2 separate regions of the Homo sapiens genome follow, and region 2 is linked to region 1. Evidence: chromatin loops called from intact Hi-C (ENCODE). Cell type or tissue: PC-9. All regions are shown on one strand. Links, peaks and the distances in the headings refer to the core of each region. The heading gives the core; the rest is flanking DNA.

Evidence for each region. Peaks named below come from ENCODE experiments on the same cell type or tissue, not always from the same donor. Only the 100,000 strongest peaks of a DNase experiment are listed, where the experiment ranks them.
Region 2: a loop joins it to region 1, with 5 times the contacts of the local background. A loop is called at or near these places in 13 of 110 quality-filtered maps.

What each region holds. Positions count from the first base shown.
Region 1 is chr17:32,439,673-32,450,726 of GRCh38, reverse strand. It overlaps PSMD11 (proteasome 26S subunit, non-ATPase 11), which reads right to left and starts at 6,217. Exons shown (of 14, transcript NM_002815.4): 1 at 6,113-6,217; 2 at 3,681-3,782. The coding sequence starts at 6,203. RefSeq lists enhancers at 6,128-6,207, 5,821-6,436 and a silencer at 6,328-6,497. In PC-9, for the core only: CTCF peaks have their summits at 6,222 and 6,423 (motif pointing left); DNase peaks (open chromatin) are centred at 5,426 and 6,336; H3K4me3 peaks cover 3,437 bases; H3K27ac peaks cover 2,077 bases.
Region 2 is chr17:32,247,981-32,259,034 of GRCh38, reverse strand. LOC124903979 (a long non-coding RNA gene) reads right to left here. Exons shown (of 2, transcript XR_007065709.1): 2 at 5,661-5,950. LOC105371731 (a long non-coding RNA gene) reads left to right here. Exons shown (of 3, transcript XR_934665.2): 3 at 1-1,001. Among named protein-coding and RNA genes, the nearest start is that of RHBDL3, 12 kb to the left of the region's middle. In PC-9, for the core only: CTCF peaks have their summits at 5,606 and 5,811 (motif pointing left); a DNase peak (open chromatin) is centred at 5,814.

The DNA of each region.
Region 1 (11,054 bases), core at 1,643-9,642:
TATTCATTCTTGTTTGTATTTCCTGTTTCCTTCCACTTTCATACATACTGAGTTAATTTTTTTTTAAGTCCCATAAAATCATACTGACTTCCTCCTATTCTTACTGGGATTATCTGTAATTATATGACCAGATTTTCCTTGTCAGAACCTCACAGAACTTGGCTGGGCGCGGTGGCTCACACCTGGAATCCCAGCACTTTGGGAGGCCAAGGCGGGTGGATCACCTGAGGTCAGGAGTCCAAGACCAGCCTGGCCAACATGGTGAAACCTCGTCTCTACTAAAAGAAAAAAAAAAAAAAAAAAATTAGCCGAGCATGGTGGCTCACGCCTGTAGTCCCAGCTACTTGGGGAGGCTGAGGCCCGAGAATTGCTTGAACCCAGGAGGCAGAAGTTGCAGTGAGCCGAGATCACACCACTGCACTCCAGCCTGGGCAACAGAATGAAACTCGGTCTCAAAAAAAAAAAAGGCCAGGCACAGTGGCTCATGCCTATAATCACAACACTTTGAAAGGCTGAGGTGGGTGGATCATTTGAGGTCAGGAGCCCAAGATCAGCCTGGACAACATGATGAAACTCCGCCTCTACTAAAAATACAGAAATTAACCGGGGGTGGTGGTGGGCGCCTGTAGTTCCAGCCACTTGGGAGCCTGAGGCAGGACCTCACAGAACTCAACAGATTCCTTTTAGAAGTTTTAGGCTATGAAATCCTGAGCCAAGGCATCATGTCTGATGATGCTCAACACTACTAACACTACTTGCAATCACAATTACACATCAGACATTGTTTTATTTGGTAATCCCCAAGTGATTTTTGTTGGCCAGGGATCCTATCTTAAATTTTTGAGTAGAATACTTAGCACAATGCTATGCATTTATTAAATGCATAAAAAAACTGAACATTAATGGAACAGACATATTTTCTGTTCTCAGGAGCAAACAATACAAACATATCATTAATAGCAAAGACAGCTAAATATATGTAGGCCTCAACACTTCCTTAGAGTTCCCATTGTGTATACCTATACTCATCAAACTTTCTTAGAAAACAATAAGTAACATGGAAATGTTTTTGAAAGTTCTTATAATTCATCTATTAAATTCCAATAGCTTTAGCAGTACACTTCTAAACTTCTCAGGTCACAAGGCAGGAAGGGCAAGAAATAAGGGGAGAATACATATAAAATAGGAATTTCAAGCAAAACAGTAACATTTTTGGATGAAAATTACTTAAGTATTGACTATATACCACACACTGTTCTTAATTCATGCCACTGGAGGAAAGTAGAAATTTGGATATTTCAACAACAAAAAAATCTTTTTTTGAGACAGGGTCTTGCTCTGTCACCCAGGCTAGAGCACGGCAGTGTGACCATAGCTCACTACAGCCTCAACCTCCTCGGCTCAAGCAATCCTCCCACCTCAGCCTCCAGAGTAGCTGGGACTACAGGCACATAACACCACACCCAGCTAATTTTTCTATTTTTTGTAGAGACAGGGTCTCATTATGTTGCCAGAGCTGGTCTCAAATTCCTGGGCTCAAGGGATCCTCCTACCTCAGCCTACCAAAGTGCTGGGATTACAGGCATGAGCCATCACGCCTGGCTAACAACAAAAAAAATTTTCACATCACTTCAGTTGGCTTTATAATTCAGAAAAATTACCTTATTATATTTTGCATGGAGTAATTATCAAAACTGTTTTGGAACCCCCCAAGCTCAAATTAACTGACAGACAAGTGGAATCCTTATGTATGTTAAATAGGAAGGAAGTCAGCCTAAGATGAAAAGACACCACCCACCAATGATAATTCATTTAAGTAGACAGTTATAGGAAAGCAATAACCATGATGTCATGTGGCTATATGGGCTCTGAAGTAAGACTACATGAGCTCAAATCCTAGGTCTACCAGTTATTAGTTGAATGAGCTTTGTTAAGTTATTTAACTTTTCTGTGCTCAGTATCCTCATGTGTAAAATGGTAACAAAACCTACTTCAAGTTGTTTCGAGGATTCAATTAAGTTAAACCATGTATGTGTTTAGAAGAGTAACCACTTGGCCAGGTGCAGTGGCTCACACCTGTAATCCCATCATTTTGGGAGGCCAAGGCAGGTAGATCACCTGAGGTCAGGAGTTCAAGACCAGCCTGACCAACATGGTGAAACCTCGCCTCTACTAAAAAAAAAAATACAAAATTAGCCGGGCATAGTGGCGCATGCTGGCAATCCCAGCTACTCGGGAGGCTGAGATAGTAGAATCGCTTGAACCTGGGAGGCAGAGGTTGCAGTGAGCCGAGATCGCACCATTTGCACTCCAGCCTGGGCAACAAGAGCAAAACTCTGTCTCAAAAATAATAATAATTAAAAAAAAAAAAGTTCATAGCACTCAAAAACCATTATGGATGGTTCTTTTTATAGCTACTTAATGATGTTTTAAGTAAGATATAAGGCCCATGTAAACACATCCTCACAATTTCATACATCTTTATTCAGCTCTATAGACTGAGCCTAATAATTAATAAGTTAGTTATCTTTAATTGAAAAAAATCACTGGCCGGGCACAATGGCTCACACCTGGAATCCCAGCACTTTCGGAGGCCGAGGTGGGTGGACCATGAGGTCAGGAGTTCAAGACCAGCCTGATCAACACAGTGAAACCTCGTCTCTATTAAAAATACAAAAATTAGCCAGGCTTGGTGGCGCGTGCCTGTAATTCCAGCTATTCCGGAGGCTGAGGAAGGAGAATCGCTTGAACCCAGGAGGCGGAGGTTGCAGTGAGCCAAGATCGCACCACTGCACTCCAACCCGGGTGACACAGCAAGACCCCGTCTCAAAAAAAAAAAAAGAAAAAGAAAAAAAAAATCTTTAGTTCTCAAGTTGAAGAAGTTGTGCTAACTAACCCCCATCATTCTCTTGAACAACATAATTTTAGGGAAAATAATTCATGAGGTCACTTACCAGATCTTAATCCAATCTAATCAAATAAGCTCTAAATTCACTTTAAACTTGACAAAAATCACCCATTTAAGTTTAAACAGACTTCTCTCTAAATACTATTACCACTTTACTGGTAAAAGGTCCTTCCTGATCAAAAGGACTCCCTTCTCATTCCAAGGACACACCCATCATCAGAATATTATGTCAAATCTAATCAGTCAATGGTTCAATTACAACTAGAATGTTTGAGCAATGATGTGCACAAAGTCCTAGGTATGAATGCAGAAGTCTTGGGAAGGCTCCATTTAATGTCTTATTCATTCTCATTCTGAATCTATCAAAAAAAAATGACAGTGAGTCACTTGGATACAAAATCCTTTGTCATTTTTAAATCAGGCGCTTAAAGTTGTTATCTATCTTAAATACATCAGAGTTGCTCAGTGAAATTATTGAAGACTGTTGCTGCCTCTATGTAAGGGAATACAGTGAGAATTCAAAAACCAGAAACAAATCAGAAATCACTATATCCCAACAAAAATAAGATTGTCTCTCATTTGCAAAACTAAACTACCAGGAAAGAAGTGAGTTTAAAGGCCACTTAATTGCCTGCTAAAAAACTGAAGCTCAACAAGTTGCCAAGAAAATAAAGCTGAATTCAGTTTGTGGATCAGTCCCATGATTCTTCACTCCAACAAAAGACAGGAATTTCACTGAGCATTTCAGATACAATCCATGTGTAGCACTTACCTGCAGCTTGTCCAGTCTTTGCCAGGAGAGATCCCAGTTCCAGGATGCTCTGCTCTTTGACTTGCACTGCCTCTTCATCGTTTTCCTGAATGTCACGCTTCACTGGGAGAGGAAAATGCAAACCCTCTTAAAATTCTGACCAAAAAATGAAGACTGAGGGAAATTTCACCCTCATAAGATCCATTACAAACTCAAACATATTTACCAAAAGACAAATTCTAGAGTTAAAAAAAAAAAAAAAACTCTAAGCCAGGAAAAAAAAAAGATCATATATACGTAGAATATGCTCCATGTAAATCATAAAAAAAGGATTCTTCTCTTTGATTTTAAATGTGCCTTTTCATTCTACCCAGCAGAATTTTGCTTACCTACATACACTAAGTTTCTGTTGTGGTCACTTGGTTAAAGTGAAATTAAAACAAAACAAATCCTTCATACTTATGGTGCCAAGATCTGTTCCAGTCACTATTTTATGGGAAGATATTAAACATGCCTGTGCGTTTATGCCACAAACTAAAATCAATTGACCAAGTTACTGATGCCTGTAAGTCAAAAGCGTTTCAATAAACTTTAGGTCTGTGCAAAGCCTCAGCTGATGGGTGTGTTAGGGATAAGCAGGTCTATAAAGCCATTCAAGAAAAACAACTCTATCAAAGCCCCAGATCCTGCACAGCTACACTTAGGGGAGACTGCTGCTTTTTAATGCATTGAGGTCTGTTAAAATAACTTTGTGCTATCTGTCCTATTTTCAACAGTTAATAACTATTTTAACATTCAAACATGGAATAGCCTCTCCAAGTTTGTAGTGATCATCACTAGTTACTACTACTCTTACAAAGCATCATGACTTGACAAAAACCATGATGGAGTCCAGAAAAAGTAAGGCCGTCAACCACCATGACTCAAGCTTGCTCTAACAGTGAAGCTTTCAGGGAACTCTCCCCTAGAATAGTGGGCCAACAGGAAATACTCTAATTGTAATATTTGACGTAATTTCTACTTTATGAAAGAAAAAATATTAGACACTAGACACAGACTATTAAAATTCATGCTCCTCACATTAGTTCTAAATAATAGTGTGTACTCAGAATAAAATATCCATGTAACGGTGATTGAGATGACTCTGGTTCCGTAGAAGTAACTGACCTAAGATCAGAACTTTTAAAATGAAACACCTTTTACCAATATCATTCAAAGATACACCTTGACGCCCACTTCCTCTCCTTCTCTAGTATCCCCAATGATAAAGTATCAAGATCTTGTCATTGTCCTTTCTCCGTGCAGGTCTGGAATACCAAAATTCAACACACTAAGTCAAATGCCAACATCTTGCAAGTCCCACATACAGGTGCATTCTCATACTACTTGTTGAGCCAATTCAGATCTTCCCAAACTACACTACAAAGATGCCATTACATGTGCAGTGAAGAGCTAGTCCAAGCCCTAATTGAATCCTTTATGAGTGAACATTAACGTCTTCTTCTGTCGTAATAAATTTCTGTTCACACTTGAATCCCAACAGAAAGCTGCCGGAAGCGACTGGCTGGGATTCCCATTTCAGTTTTCCTGTTGTGTGTAGGTGTAAGACCATCGTTATTACAGCGTTAAGAAATTTTAATTTTTCCGGCAACATGCAGCCGACCCGTTCCAAAGAATTCCCTGAACTCCGCGGCTGACAACTAACTCCCTTAACTCACTTCCAACCCCTACAGGCAGTCTGGAAAGATTAGTCACCTCCTCTAGCCAGGCGGTCCCGCTCCAACACCTCACTCTTACACCCTACACAGAGCAGATGAGCGTCTCGGCCACCTCCACAAACCAAATGCCAATCTGAGGTGTGTGTCACCCCTGAATTTCCCACATTCTGAAAGAGACCCTCCTCTTAGTGGAGCTTTCTGCCGTGGGGCTGAGGAGTAGCAGCTCCCAGCGTCCCGTGGAAGGAAACTCCCAGAGAAGAGCAAGCGCTCGCGCTCCCACCCGGAGCAGGCTGTGCTGATTACAACGGCGGGAAATGCCTGTCCAGAGCTGGTTTCGCCAAGGCCTTTCAAGTAGAGACTCTAGGACCAGTCCGTGACAAGCACGCCGGCCGGCACTGCTCCGGGTCCCAGACCAGCTCGTGCGGGCCAGAGCCGGGGACATGGCTAGGGAGGGATCCCCGGGGGCCCGGCTCGGCCCACTCTCCCACCCTACGCTGAGCCCCCCGTGAGTCAGCAGCCGGCGAGGGGACCCGGGGATTGCCTCAAGCCCTCCCACAAGAGTGAGACCTGGGAGGCTCTGGGGAGCTCCGAGCGGCCTGCGCCCCCGGCCCGGCCCCCCTCACACAGTGAGTCAGCAGCATCAGAGCCGGCTAGCCGGGCCCCTCTCCGCTGCCGCCGACCGACATAAGCCGAGCTGGGCCGGCGGGGCCGGGGAGGCGGCGCGGCGACCTTTACCGATGGAGTGGAGGATGTCGATGGAGGCCTCCCGGTCGGTGCTGAGTAGAGACTGGGCTCTCTGGAACTCCACCACCGCCGCCGCCGCCATCTTACCGCTCTCACACCGTCCCCGGCCGCGGCCGCCGACGCCGGAAACACACACCCGGAAAGCCCGCCCTCGGGTCCCTCCGCCTGTAGCTCCCGTGGCTCCGTTCCCAGAGCACTCCGGGAGTTGTAGTCTCTCCGCCGGGCGCGGGCTGAGGGGTGGGGAGAGCGGGACCGCCTCGCAGGTGGGCTGCAAGCTCCCCAGCGCCTCCTAGCGGGCGGCCGGCGAGGAAAAGAGGCGGTGCCCCGCAGTGGGAGCTCTAGATCGGTCCCCGCCCACCCCAAAAGAGGCTTCTTGATTCCGGCCCCGCTCGCGCACCCCTGAGAGGGGTTCCTGAGTACTGGGCTAGGTATTGAGTCAAAGCTGCGTGGCTTTCTTTGCGGCTTCCACGATTTAACCATTCATTCGGGACGATAAGTGACCTTATAAAGTGCTCGCTATGTGGCAAAGAATAGCACCATTCGAATGCGTTCCAGTGTCTGACGCCTGTGCGCCGCACACACGCTTTCCAGGCTTGACTCCCGCAGAACGCTGGCCGGCAGGTGGGCAAACCCGCCAGGACCGGAGAAAACTGTCCTCACGCGCCCATTTAACCTTGGGACAGTGCTGGACGTGATGAAGTGAAACATCACCTTTGCTCCATTCACGCCACAAATACCTCTTGGGAATCCACAGAAGCCTCACCCAGCTCCCCAGCTCAAAGAAAAAAAAAAAAAAAGGAAGGAAGGAAGGGAGGGAGGGAGGGACGGAGGAAGGAAAAAATTGAATTATTCTTCCCAATATCTTCAGCCCCTTCAACTAAAGTCACAGATATCAGTGAAGACGTCGTGTGGACGGAAAAATGACATTCTATGAGACCACTTAGGGTTAAACTTAAGAAAGGTGCTAAAAGGATACAAAGACAATTCAGTATTAAGGAAGACCTTTCTCTAGGTGATGACGATCCAAAAATGGAATGTGCTGTCCCATAAAAGGAGGCAAAAAGGGGACTAACATTGCACACCCTCCTCTGTAAGTGGATTAGGCCATTTATATTCCTCTATCTCCTTTTATTCTCCCAACAATGTTCTGTAAAGCAGATATTTACTCCCCTTTAATATGTGAGGAAACAGGGGTTTGAGTTATTTGGTGAAGCTCAAATCGTGATTGGGAGAGATAAGAGCTGCCGGTTAGGGAATGCCTTCCTAATTCCTGGGTGTGTTCACGTGAAAAGTAGTTGACATCTCATCAGGTTGTTGTAAACAGGATTCATGACTTTGATGGAGAGTTGGATTAAATGGCTTCTAGCAAGGCGCGGTGGCTCATGCCTGTAATCCCAGCACTTTGGGAGGGCGAGGTGGGCATATCGCTTGAGCCCAGGAGTTTGAGACTAGCCTGGGCAACATAGACCCCCGACTCTACTAAAAATACAAAAATTATCCGGGCATGGTGGCGCACGCCTGTAGTCTCAGCTACTTGGGAGGCTGAGGTGGGAGGCTTTAGAAGAAATCATAGGAGAGGATAGAGTGCTGGCCTCACTACAAAGAGGGAGTACCATAAAACAGTGGACCCCAACATTTTTGGCACCAGGGACCAGTTTTGTGGAAGACAATTTTTCCACGGATGTGAGGAGGGGGGATGGTTTTGGGATGAAACCGTTCCACCTCAGATCATCAGGCATTAGATTCTCATAAGGAGCAGGCAACCTAAATCCCTGGCATGCTCAGTTCACAATAGGGTTTGCCTCCTATGAGAATATAATGCTGCAGCTGATCTGACAGGGGGCGGAGCTCAGGCAGTAATGCTGGCTCCCCAGCCGCTCACCTCCTGCTGTGAGGCCTGATTCCTAACAGGCCACTGACCAGTAGTGGTCCTTGGCCCAGGGTTGGGGACCCCCACTGTAAAAGACTAGGAGTGTCTGCCAGATCTTTCTCCCAAGCTAGTGAGTCTTGCTGACTGTGGAAACTTATGAGCCCATCCCTGTGTGATCATCATGGTGAAAGTTTTGAGATGAACTAGACATGTCTCTTGAGGAGTTTGGCATGTGTGCACATTCATGAAGATGGGCACCCACTTCTAGCCTGCAGAATTCTGAATTAGGGAAGCTGGCTGGCACACTCTACAATAGGACAGGGAGAAAAGGCAACAATAGGGTAGCTTCCACTCCCTGTGTTTGACATGGCAAGGTTCTTATGAGCCAAGAGGATGCTGAAAAGGTAGATCATCCGGGACCTTCTTAAAGGAACCTATTCAGTAGGACCGTATGCTAGTGTAAGGAGACCCAGAAATAAGTTGATGGAAGTGTGGACTTCAGGAGGCAGTCACTGATGGGAGTCTTGAGATCCACAGGTAGATCCTCCAAAGAACACAAGAATACATAAATGCTCCCAACGAGAAAGAACCAGCACCTGGGTCTCTGCCTCTGACGTCATCAGTCATGTAAGAGAAGAGACCTTGACCTCTTTTAATTCCTCCTACTTCTCTGCTTTCACCAAAACCTCCTCCACCCTGGAGGAAACCCAGAAACAGCAGAGTGAGAGGGTGGAGAATGAAAAGAGTGAAACTGCAGACCAAACACAAATTTTCAACTGCCTGAGACTTAGAGACAGGGGAAAAGCTTTAAGTTAGATATGAAATTAAAGTTTTGCTTTAGGCTAGACTGGACTTTCAATCATTATAAATGGCATAAAAGAGATTTAGGGGCCAGGTGCAGTGGTTCATGCCTGTAATCTCAGCACTTTGGGAGGCTGAGGCGGGCGGATCACGAGGTCAGGAGTTTGAGACCAGCCTGGCCAACATGGCAAAACCCCGTCTCTACTGAAAGTACAAAAAAATTAGCCAGGCATGGTGGTGTGTGCCTGTAATCCCAGCTAGTCAGGAGGCTGAGGCAGGAGAATTTCTTGAACCCAGGAAGTGGAGGTTGCAGTGAGCCAAGATCACCCCACTGCACTCCAGCCTGGGTGACAGAGTGGGACTCTGTCTCAAAAAAAAGAGAGAGAGAGAGAGAGATTTATGAGATTTTCCCATGGCATCTCCAGGGCAAAGGAAGGAAAATCCAATATTTGCCTTCAACTAGGCTAGCCACTTAGTAGCTGATGACTTTAACATGTTTCTTAATTTCTCTGATCTTTGGTTTTCTCATCTACAAAACAGGGATAATAAAATCTAGCTCACCACCTGTAATTCCAGCACTTTGGGAGGCCATCTTCATTACATAATACTGAGACTCTATATTATAGGGATCACAAACTACTGTGTAGTAGTCACCTGTCATTGATTGCATCCACAGGTTAACAATGTCCCTAAATGTAAGTATTACTAAAATGAAAGTCATTCTCAGAAATGTGACATTCTCAGTGTCACACTCACCCTCTTACTATGCCATTCTTCCCCACTTTGAGATTCTTTGTACCTCCTCTGTATATCTCTAATGCTCTGGCCTTGTGAGAGTCTGGTTAGCATCCTCCTTACTGTGGTCCACAAAGTGTCGCATAATCTGGCGCCTGCCTACTTCTCCAACTTCGACTCTTATCACTTTGCCCCTTACACACTTTGCTCAGCTGACCTTTTCTTTTTTTTTTCTTTTTTTTTTTTTTTTGACTCTAACATGCCACGTTCCTTCTCACTTCAAAGCCTTTATATTTTCCCCTCAAAGGTTTCAGCTCAAAGGTCATTTCCACAAAGTGGCCTTCTGTGCAATCCCATCATAAGTAATCTCTTATGCCTTCAATCTAGTAACCATCACATCATTCTATTTCCTTCCTAGCATTTAACACAGTCTGTGATTTTATTACGTCAATTTTTAAATTTTTTTAATGTAAATTTTATTTTTACTTTTTTTTTTTAATTTTAAGTTTTTTAGACACAGGCTGGGCACAGTGGCTTACACCTGTAATCCCAGCACTTTGGGAGGCTGAGGTGGGTGGATCACCTGAGGTCAGAGTTCAAGACCTGCCTGGCCAACATGGCAAAAACCCGTCTCTACTAAAAATACAAAAATTAGCTGGACATGGTGGCAGGCACTTGTAATCCCAGCTACTCAGGAGGCTGAGGCGGGAGAATCACTTGAACCCGGGAGGTGGAGGTTACAGTGAGCCGAGATCAGACCACTGCACTCCAGCCTGGGCAACAGAGCAAGACTTCGTCTCAAAAAAAAAAAGGATTTTAGAGACAGAGTCATGCTCTGTTGCCTAGGCTGGAGAGCAGTGGCATGATCATAGCTCACTGTAGCCTTGAACTCCTGGGCTCAAGTGATCCTCCTACCTCAGCCTCCTGAGTAGCTGGGACTATAGGGATGCCCTACAATGCCGGGCTGATTTTTTTTTTTTTTTTTGAGATGGAGTCTTGCTCTCTTGTCCAGGCTGGAGTGCAGTGGTGCGATCTCTGCTCGCTGCAACCTCCGCCTCCTGGGTTCATACCATTCTCCTGCCTCAGCCTCCTGAGTAGCTTGGACTACAGGCGCCCGCCACCACGCCCAGCTAATTTTTTGTATTTTTAGTAGAGAGAGGGTTTCACCGTGTTAGCCAGGATGGCCTCGATCTGCTGACCTCGTAATCTGCCCACCTCGGCCTCCCAAAGTGCTGGGATTACAGGCGTCAGCCACCATGCCTCACCCAGCTGATTTTTCTTTTTTTGAGAGACAAGGTCTTGCTATGTTGCCCAGGCTGGTCTCAAACTCCTGGCCTCAAGGGATTCCTCCCACCTTGACCTCCCAAAGTGCTGGGATGACAGGCATGAGCCACTATGCCCAGCCTGTTTCACTTGTTTGAATCTCATCTCCCTCCAAAAGGTTGCAGGACTACATGCTATAGAAAATGAGCGCAGAATTTGAAGTCAGACAAACATGGAGCTCAATATTATCTCTGCTACCAACTA
Region 2 (11,054 bases), core at 1,560-9,559, 190 kb after region 1:
AAGGCCTCCCCGAGGCCAGAATCCCTGGGAAGTCTGCCCAGCATCTAGTCTCTTAGGACTTCGTTGGCCTCCTCTGGGGAAGAACATCAATTCAGCCCAGCACCTGCTCCAGTGAGGGGCTGCAGCGAAGAATGACGTGGGGTCCACGAGGCAGGCTTTTTGATGGTGAGGCCGCAGCAGCAGCATCAGCATCAGCAGCAGCAGCAGCAAGACATCCTGGAGCTCCATATTCAGTATGGCAAGAGGCAACGGGCGTGAGGGAAGCAGTCCCGAACAGAAATGCAGGAGCAGCGGTAACAGCAGCAGCCGCTGCCTGCGAGCATCAGGCAGGGGAGTGAGACAGTGGGCACTCAAATCCGTTTCCTCCATCTCTCAGCCACACAGCCCAAGCGAGGCTGTGTGAGAACTTCTCAGTGCACATTGTAAATACCATCTGTCACACTGCCTGCCCAGATGCGGCCTTCCTCCCTGCAAAGGAAGCATTCTTTATTATTTATGCAGAATGCACCCTACTTAAGTGTTGCACCACCAGCAGAGAGAAGACAAAGCCTGGAAGAGTCAAGGACTCCAGGGATCTGCTTTTCGGATAGCAGCCGGTTGGGAGGGGCTTGGTCATCCATCTTTCTGGGGTGGGAGGTTCATTCAGTCGGGCAAGGGCACTTCCCTAGGAATTAGGAGGCCTGCGTTCTCAGCTTAGTTCTCTCACCAGCTTGCTGTGTGACCTTGGGCAGACACCTCACCCCCATGGGCCTCCATTTTTTTTTTCCATCTGTAAATGCAGGGGTCAGACTAGATGATCTATGACATCCCTTCCAGCTCTAAATTCAATTGGTGTCCCTCTAACCCTTCTCCATCCTGTGCGGGCCCAGAAGCCTGTTCATTACCGTCAGCTCTCCTTCCCAGCTGGCAGGGGAAATACAGTTCAGGATCTGATTTCTTTTTCTTTTTCTTTTTCTTTTTTGAGACAGAGTTTTGCTCTTGTTGCCCAGGTGCTGGAGTGTAATGGCGCGATCTTAGCTCACCGCAACCTCTGCCTCCCGCATCCTCCTCCTCCCGGGTTCAAGTGATTCTCCTGCCTCAGCCTCCTGAGTAGCTGGGATTACAGGCATGTGCCACCATGCCCAGCTAATTTTGTATTTTTAATAGAGACGAGGTTTCTCCATGTTGGTCAGGCTGGTCTCGAACTCCCAACCTCAGGTGATCTGCGTGCCTTGGCCTCCCGAAGTGCTGGGATTACAGGCGTGAGCCACCGCGCCCGGCAGGATCTGATTTCTTAGTACCTGAGAGCAGGACAAGGGGCCAGCAGACCTAGGCTCTTGTCCAAGCTCTGTCACTGTTTAGCCTTGTGGCCCTGGGGAAGGCAGTTTCCTAATCTCAGTTTTGTCTTTTGTGAAACCAGTGGGAGGGACTAAGAGATTTCTGGAGGAGAATCCATCTCTAAATTCCATAATCCCTGATTTTCCCTTCCAAAACACTGCTGATAAACACGTTTACAGACCAAGTCTCTAGACCTGGAGATTAGTGAAACATAGTTCTCTGCCCTCAGTGAACTCGAAGTCAGGTGGAAAAGGCATGCTAGCTAAAAACAACTGCAGGTGCAATGTGACAGGTACAAGTAGAGATGGGTGCAAAGGATGTGGTGGCATTAAGGCGTCCAAGTAGGTGATGCTGGAGCTGGATCTTAAAAGATTGAGTAGGAGTTCACCAGGTGGATGGGGCCTGATGTGTTCAAGACAGAAGGAACTGCATGTACTAAGGCAGGAAGGTGTGAATCTGCATTGGAACTGCCCACTTGTCCACTGTTAGGCTGACAGTGACATTCGGGGAGTCTTTGCATTGACTGCTTCCTCTGCCCCCCCTTTAGAACAATCTGGTACTCCCTGGGTTGGGATGAGGGGACTTATGGTTGACGGCTCCATATGGCTTCCCTGCCCATGAAGTGCATCACCAAGGAGATGAGTGACTTGAGTAAGTCTCCCCTTCCACATGCCGGTATCTGTTCTCTGAATGAAAATCAGCGAAGCAGACTGAAACTGAGGGGCTGGCTCAAAGGGTCTGAAGGTGACCCATAACTCTTCAGCCTCGCCCACCATCAGGCCAGGTCAGAGGAGGAACGTGGCACTGTGCAAAATGGGGCCCAGTGGCTGACGTGGGCCGTCTCGGTTTGTTGGGCATCCTCCCCTGTGCAGCCAAAGCACGTGATCTGTCCTACAGCTGGGGTGGCCTGTTGTGGCTCCTTGGGGAGCTGTCCACGTCATCTGCAGAGAGATGAAATCAACCTGTCCCTTCTCCGTGAAGGACATCCTGCAACAGAAATGCACTTCCCCCAAACCCAGCTTCTCAATGTGGTCACTGTAGCTCTGGGCTGCAGCTCACATGCCTGGCTCTGCATACTCCAAAATACACAAGAACGGCAGAGGGGAGACGCATGCATCCAAGACATCATTAGCTGTGAGCAGCCTCATAGGCTGTGAGCCATGGGGTTAACCAGGCTCAGAGAAGGCCTGCAAAGCGGCAGTAAACATTCTGCTGGCTTGGCTTGGCTTGCTGCAACAATTTATATCCCAGGAAAAAAAGGGGCCAAAAGTCACGGAAATAACAGAAATGCTGAAGGAACTGGCACATTTGCCAGATGGTTCCTGGGGCACAATCGTATTTGCAGAGGGACAGTCTGCAGCGGAGGTCCTTTCATCAGAGAGCAAAGACTCTGGCTGACCGCTCATTCATTATCCCAGGACTCACTTGGAGGAGGGTGGTGGCTGGAGCACACCCACGCTTGTCCTTCCTTCCCGGAACCTTGAAGCTGTGGTTGCCTGAAGCTGAAGTGGCATTTGGGATTGGGCCTCTCCAAACACCCACAGCTCTGCTTCTTTAGACACCTGCCACCTGTGTCTCTTTTTCCCAACTTACACCAGCCAGTCCATTCTCCCAGCTGCCAGCTGTCATTTTCTCCTTAGTGCAACTGGTCAGATTTTAGTAAATAACACAGCTTGGGCTCTGACAATATGAATTCAGTTGTGCTGCCAGGGCCGAACTATGAGGCAGTAGGGACAAGGCTGGGACAGGCTAAGTGGGCTTGAAAATATGAATAACCCGGCTGGGCGCGGTGGCTCACGCCTGTAATCCCAGCACTTTGGGAGGCAGAGGCGGGCAGATCACGAGGTCAGGAGATCGAGACCATCCTGGCTAACACGGTGAAACCCCGTCTCCACTAAAAATACAAAAAAAAAATTAGCCGGGCATGGTGGCGGACGCCTGTAGTCCCATCTACTTGGGAGGCTGAGGCAGGAGAATGGCGTGAACCTGGGAGGCGGAGCTTGCAATGAGCCGAGATCGCGCCACTGCACTTCACCCTGGGCGACAGAGCGAGACTCCGTCTCAAAAAAAAAAAAAAGAAAAGAAAAGAAAAGAAAATATGAATAACTGGAAGGGCATTTAAAATTATTTGCTGCATTATCACAGAATTTTCAAGAACTCATTGCTTTGTCCTGGTATTGCATATGTCTGTGTTTGTCTTCCTCCATTAAACTAGAGACTTTTTTTTTTTTTTGAGACAGACTCTCGCTCTGTCACTCAGGCTGGAGTGCAGTGGCGCAATCTCAGCTCCCTGCAATCTCCACCTCCCAGGTTCAAGCAATTCTCCTGCCTCAACCTCCCAAGTAGCTGGAACTACAGGAGCATACTACCAAATCTGGCTAATTTTTTTGTATTTTTAGTAGAGATGGGGATTTACCATGTTGGCCAGGCTGATCTTGAACTGGTCTCAAATGATCCACCTGCTTCAGCCTCCCAAAGCCAGGATTCCAGGCATGAGCCACTGCGCCCAGCCTAAACTAGAGATTTTGAGCAGTAGGGAAGATGTCTGTCTTGGCTTTGCTACATTCTCCATGCGGATTGGTGGTTATAGCCTGAATCATGCTGTTGCCCCCAGAAACCTTGGTCATGGGGGTGATGGGGTGAGGGTGAGTGGACAGTCAACACAAAGGCATCACTACAAGCAGAGGCCCTATTCTTGGTGGTCAGTGCCTACCTCTGCATAAGGACAGTGTCATAGCAGCAGAGGGAGGCTGTGCGTGGTCAGCTACTTATTGAAAGGGTGCCCACCTATTAGAAGTTCTATAATTGTCCATTTATTGCAACTTCTGTGTTATATGATGACCTCCTTAAGGAAAGGATGTCTCTATAATCATCTTACTTTCTCTACATCCTAGTACCATGCTTGTCAGTGTGGCATTGAGGGATTTGGTGGAAAACATACATATTTATCCATTTAGACTTCCATTTGCATCTGGCAGGATAACTTTCAGCAGGCTGGTTAACCTCAATGAGCCTCAGTTTCCTTGGATTTAAATGAGGCTAATATTACCCATCTTGTGAGGATGTAGGTAAAAAGGATGGGACAGTACTTGGCACAGAGTAGCTCTCAGTAAGCATCCGTTCCCCATTCCTTCCCCGCCCAGGATACTCAATACATGGAGTTGAATAAATGAATAAATTATTTCAGAGATGAATACACTTTGGCATCTTTCTTGGATATATTCACACTCCCCAAAGCCCAAATATTGCAGTTAAAAAAAAAACATCCAACGGCCGGGTGCGGTGGCTCATGCCTGTAATCTCAGCACTTTGGGAGGCCAAGGCGCGTGGATAGTTTGAGGTCAGGAGTTTGAGACCAGCCTGGCCAATGTGGTGAAGCCCCGTCTCTACTACAAATACAAAAGTTAGCCAGGCGTAGTGGTGAGCGCCTGTAGTCCCAGCTACTCGGGAGGCTGAGGCAGGAGAATCACTTGAGCCTGGGAGGCACAGGTTGCAATGAGCCAAGACTGCACCACTGCACTCCAGTTTGGGCGACAGAGTGAGACCCTGTCTGAAAAAAAAAAAAAAAAAAAAACAACTAGGTAACCGAATTTGCAGGAGGCAGCCATCCTACAGCAGGGGCTAAAATGGTTTCCAGCAGATGGAGAAGCACCTCTGTTGTTTTCTAAAGGGAAATACATGCCTGTAATCCCAGCACTTTGGGAGGCTGAGGTGGGAGGATCATTTGAGCCCAGGAGTTTGAGACCAGCCTGGGCAACATAGTGATACTCCATCCTGACAAATAAAAAATTTAAAAATTAGCTGGGCACAGTGGCAGGCACCTGTAGTCCCAGCTACTCAGAAGGTGGAGATGGGGGGATTGTCTGAGCCCAGGAGTTCAAGGCTGTAGTGAGCTGTGTTTGCACCACGGCACTCCAGCCTGGGTAACACAGTAAGACCTTGTCTCAAAAAATAAACAAATACATAAAATAAAATAATGCAAAGAAACTACATCAGGAAACACGACTAGACGTGGTGGATCACGCCTGTAATCCCAGCACTTTGAGAGGCCGAGGCGGGTGGATCACCTGAAGTAAGGAGTTCGAGACCAGCCTGGGCAACATGCGGAAAGCCCGTCTCTACTAAAAATACTAATATCAGCCGGGTGTGGTCGCGGGCGCCTGTAATCCCGGCCACTTGGGAGGCTGAGTAACGATAATCGCTTGAACCCAGGAGGCAGTTGTTGCTGTGAGCTGAGATGGCGCCACTGCACTCCTGCCTGGGCGACAAGACCAAGACTCCATCTCAAAAAAAAAGAAAAAGAAAAAGAAAGAAACTACATCAGGAAACAATGCCACAGGACCTTGTGTTTGACCTCTTTTATTTCTCTGCTTGATACAGAAAGCACCCAGTTGGTACCTAATAAATGCACACTAAAGGCTTTGCCTCCTTAGAGGTGCTGGAGTAGCAAGACTGGCTGGGCGCCACATGAAGTCCTGGAGCCACAGTGTCCTCTAGTGGGAAAATGAGGCCATAGCACCCCACAGAGCTGACAGACACACAGTGCGGTGCCAGAGCTGGGCAGTTTCCCTAAAGTGACCTGGATTAGTCTCAGTGCAGGCGCCAGGGCAGACTTCCAGGGCTGTTTTCATGCCTAGAAAACAAAAAACAAACAAACAATACACTTTACAGGACGTGTTTTTCTGCACGTATTACTCAGAAAGCCATTGCAGCCACATTTGTTCCTTAAAATTAATTGTCAGTCAATTTGCGGGTCTAGGCGATAATGATAGGCTAGCATCACAGAAAGAAACCAGATATTTGCTGCCTCTGATGGAAGTATACAGCACCCCCTAAGTATTTTTGCTACAGAATTGAACGTGAATCTGTTCAAGTCTCTAGATCCAATTCACAGGAAATACATTGGTCATTAATGAATAAATATATTTAGAAGAGTATGTTGAATGACACCACAGGTATATGATCAGGAAAATCCATACCATAGGAAACTACAGGACAAATCACCTGGTTTCGTCAGCAATATATATTTGATCCTGACTTAAAAAAAACAAGTGAAAAAAAAAGACTTGTTTAAAGAGTTGGGGCGATCCAAACACTGTATATTTGATCTTAAGGAATTGTGGTTTTTTTGAGACAGGGTCTTGTTCTGTCGCCAAGGTTGGAGTGCAATGGTGCCATCAGGTCTCACTGCAGCCTCGACATCCCAGGCTCAATCAATCCTCCTACCTCAGCCTTCTGGGTATCTGGCACTACAGGCCTGCACCACCATGCCTGGCTAATTTTTGTATTTGTCGACATGGGGTCTTGCCATGTTGACCAGGCAACTCCTGAGCTTGAACTCCTGAACTTAAGCGATCTGCCTACCTTCACCTCCCAAAGTGCCAGGATTACAGGCATGAGCCAACATGCTTGGCCAATAGTTCATTTTTAAAGTGTGAAGATGGTATTGTGGTTTTGTTTTGTTTTGTTTTAAGATTCTTTATACTTTAGAGGTACACACTGAAGTATTTTCAGATGAAATAATGGGCTATCTGGGCTTTGTTCAGCATAATTCCAAAATGGGTGGGGGAACAATGAAACAGATTGACCATGTTAGTAAGTGTTGAAGTTCAGTGGTGGGTACATGTACATGAGAGATCATTATACTATTTACTCTACTTTTGTTTTTATTTGAACATTTTAAAAAATATTTTAAAAAATCCTTACTAAGGTACGTTTTACTTTAATTCTCTTTGAGAGCCCATAGGTAACACCTTTAAAAGCCTTATTTTGCTGCCTCTGTGAGAAAACTATTTGACAGCTTCTGTAGGATGGGGTGTTATAGATTGCTTTCACCAAGCACATCTGAGAAGTATGGTCAGAATCGGGTGAACCTCTATGCTTTAAAACTTGAGGGTCAGGTGCAGTGGCTCATGCCCATAATCCCAGGACTTTGAGAGGCAGAAGTGGGAGGATCGCCTGAGCTTAGGATGTTCGAGACCAGCTTGGGCAATATAAGGAGACCTCACCTCTACAAAAAAATTTAAAAAGCTGGTGGGGGGTGGGCGTGGGCCTCTAGTCCCAGCTACTCAGGAGGCTGAGGCAGGAAGATTGCTTGAGCCCAGGAGATGGAGGCTGCAGTGAGCCGTGATGGCGCCACTGAACTCCAGCTTGGGTGACAGAGACCCTGTCTCAAAAAATAAATAAAATGGCACCATTTGAAAGAGCTTCTGTTCTTTTATTTACCCCTGGATAATAGGGTGGGAAGAGGCCAACGACCAGTGGACAGGTCATTTAAGGGCGGCTTTGACAAATGCTCTGACTCAAGGAAGCCAGTTGCACCTATGCTCCTGGCAATCTCCAGACTGTCTGCATGACGCTCTCTCCTGAGCAGTAACTCCTGACCAGAACTTCCCAAGAAAACCTCAGCAAGTGTATAGGTGGATTAAGCACCTCCTGCCTCCTTTGCAACCACCATTCTCCCCTCTGCACCAGCTTATATAAACACAGCTGTATCAGCAGCCCTCCAGCTGCCAACTCTCCTAGAAGATATTTGGCATTTTCCTATTCTGGCTAAAAATAAGTCTCAGGCTCTCCTGGGCATCTGCAGGTGGAGTGCTCATTCTGCCATGCTGGAGTTTTCTTAAGATGCTGTAAGTAAGAAACATGGAATTACTTGTATCATGTTCATGGCAGAAGCTCTGCTCCTTCCCTTGGGAAATGGTCACAAGCATAATCAAAGCTGAAAGGAGCCCTTCTGCCTGTCCCTAAAGGTCTTCACTCACTGGGTACTAACCTCGAACATGGCATCTGCAGACAGAGGGCATGGGTTCAAGTCCCAGTCCTTCTGGTTAGCTAGGTCTGGGACAGGTTCCTTAAACTCCTTGAGTCTTAGTTCTCTTATAATGGGCATGATAGTAATATCTACACCTCTTGGTTATGACAATTAAATGGTATGTGAAAAGGGCTTTGGAAACAGCCCTATAAATGTGCTATTTTTTTTCCTTCTTCTTCTTCTTTTTTTTTTTTGAGATGGAGTTTCACTCTTATTGCCTAGGCTGGAGTGCAATGGTGCGATCTAGGCTCATCGCAACCTCCGCCTCCCAGGTTCAAGCGATTCTCCTGCCTCAGCCTCCTGAGTAGCTGGAATTACAGACATGCGCCACCACACCTGGCTAATTTTGTATTTTTAGTAGAGACGGGGGTTTCTCCATGTCAGTCAGGCTGGTCTCGAACTCCCGACCTCAGGTGATCCGCTTGCCTCAGCCTCCCAAAGTGCTAGGATTACAGGCGTGAGCCACCGCACCCAGTCTATTTTTTTCCTTCTTAATACACTCTCCCACCCACCCCCCTTGGACCAACAGGCTCTCATTTATACACTCAACAAACACTTGAGACATTTTAAGAAAAGAAAACTTCAGACCAATATCCCTCATGAACATAGGTTCAGACATTCTTAAAATGTTGGCAAGTCACCTCTAACATATATGAATAGGATAATACATCGTGACCAAATGGGGTTAATCTCAGCACAGCAAGTTGGTTTAACATTTGTAAATCAATGTTGGCTGGGCGTGGTGGTTCATGCCTGTAATCCTAGCACTTTGGGAGGCTGAGGCAGGGAGACTGCTTGAGCTCAGGAATTTGAGACCAGCCTGGGCAACATTATGAGACCTTATAATGAGATTTTGTTTCTAAAATGTCAGCTAGGCGTTGTGGCACACGCCCATAGTACCAGTTACTTGGGAGATTGAGGTGGGAGGATTGCTTTAGCCTGGGTGATCGAGGCTGCAGTGAGCCGAGATCAAGGCTGCAGTGAGCCATGATTGCACCACTGCACTCCAGCCTGGGAGGCAGGGATCCCATCTAAAACAAAACAGAACCAAAAACTATGTTATTTACCATATTAACAGACTGAAGAAGGAAAACTATACGATAATCTCAATAGATGCAGAAAATCATCTGACAAAATTCAACATTTATTTATGACAGAAACTCTGAGGTGGTTGCTGTCCCAGGAACAGCCTGAAGGTGGGCAAAGGGGGAAGGAGGGAGACCAGTAGAAGCCTAGTCCATCAATCCCAGCTAGAGAAAGATTAGGGAGATAATTGGATCATGACGGTGGTGAGAGGTGGCCACTCTCTGATTATCTTGAAGGTAGGCCCAACAGGATTTGCTAATAGAATGACTGTAGGGAGTGAGGGAAAGAAAGTATCCAATAAGGATGACTCGGATATTTTTGGACTGATCAACTGAAAAGCTAAAGTTGTGGTTAATAATGATGGGGAAGATGGTGGGCATAGCAGATTTTGGTGGAATAGATCAAAAGTTTAATTTTGGACATGTTAAGTTTGAGATATACATTCAGCATCCAAGGTAAGGTGTCTAATAGGCAGAGGATATATAAATCTAAAGATAAAGAGAGAGACCATATTTGGGCTCTAAATTTGGGAGGCTTCAGCATATAGTTGGTGTTTAAATTTAGGAGAGAAATAAAATTACAAAAAATCTGAGAAAAGACAGAAAAAAGGTGTCAAGGACTCAGCCCTGTGTCTCTTCACCATTAAGATATCTGATAGAGGAAGACAATCCAGCAAAGAAGCCCGGAAAATAGTGGCCAGTGAGGCAGAAAGAAAACCAGGAGATTGTGGAGGCCAGAAGCAGACAGTGTTCCGAGGAGAAAGGAAATGTGTCAGATGCTGTTGCTGAGGGTAAGATAATGGCTGAGATCAGATGCTGTTGCTGAGGGTAAGACGATGGCTGAGATCAGATGCTCTTGCTGAGTGGTAAGACGATGGCTGAGAACTGATTGTTGAATTTGGCAATGTGGAGGACATTGGAGACCTTTACAAGAGCAGTTTCGGTATGGTAGGGGAGGTAACAAGCTGGGAGGAGTGGCTCAAGACAGAATAGGAACATCAATCTCTTCAAAAATTCTTCCAAAAAATAGAAAAGGGGAGAACACTTCCCAACTCATTCTGTGAGGCCAGTATTACCATGAAAAGTGTTACTTGGGGCCGGGCACGGTGGCTCACACCTGTAATCCCAGCATCTTGGGAGGCCGAGGCAGGTGGATCACGAGGTCAGGAGATGGAGACCATCCTGGCTAACACAGTGAAACGCTGTCTCTACTAAAAATACGAAAAATTAGCCGGGTGTGGTGGCAGGCGCCTGTAGTCCCAGCTACTCAGGAGGCTGAGGCAGGAGAATGGTGTGAACCAGGGAGGTGGAGCTTGCAGTGAGCCAAGATCACGCCACTGCACTCCAGCCTGGGAGATAGAGTGAGACTCCATCTCAGAAAAAAAAAGAAAAGTGTTACTTGGATAACAAAACTAGACAGAGACATCACAAGAAAACTACACCGGCCGGGCGCGGTGGCTCACGCCTGTAATCCCAGCACTTTGGGAGGCCGAGGCGGGCGGATCACGAGGTCAGGAGATCGAGACCATCCTGGCTAACACGGTGAAACCCCGTCTCTACTAAAAATACAAAAAATTAGCCGGGCGCAGTGGCGGGCGCCTGTAGTCCCAGCTACTTGGGAGGCTGAGGCAGGAGAATGGCGTGAACCCGGAAGGCGGAGCTTGCAGTGAGCGGAGATCGCGCCACAGCACTCCCGCCTGGGCGACAGAACGAGACTCCGTCTCAAAAAAAAAAAAAAAAAAAAAAAGAAAACTACACAATGATACACCTTATGCTATAGATGCAAACATCCTCAACAAAATACAAGCAAACTGAATCTAACAATATATAAAAAGGAG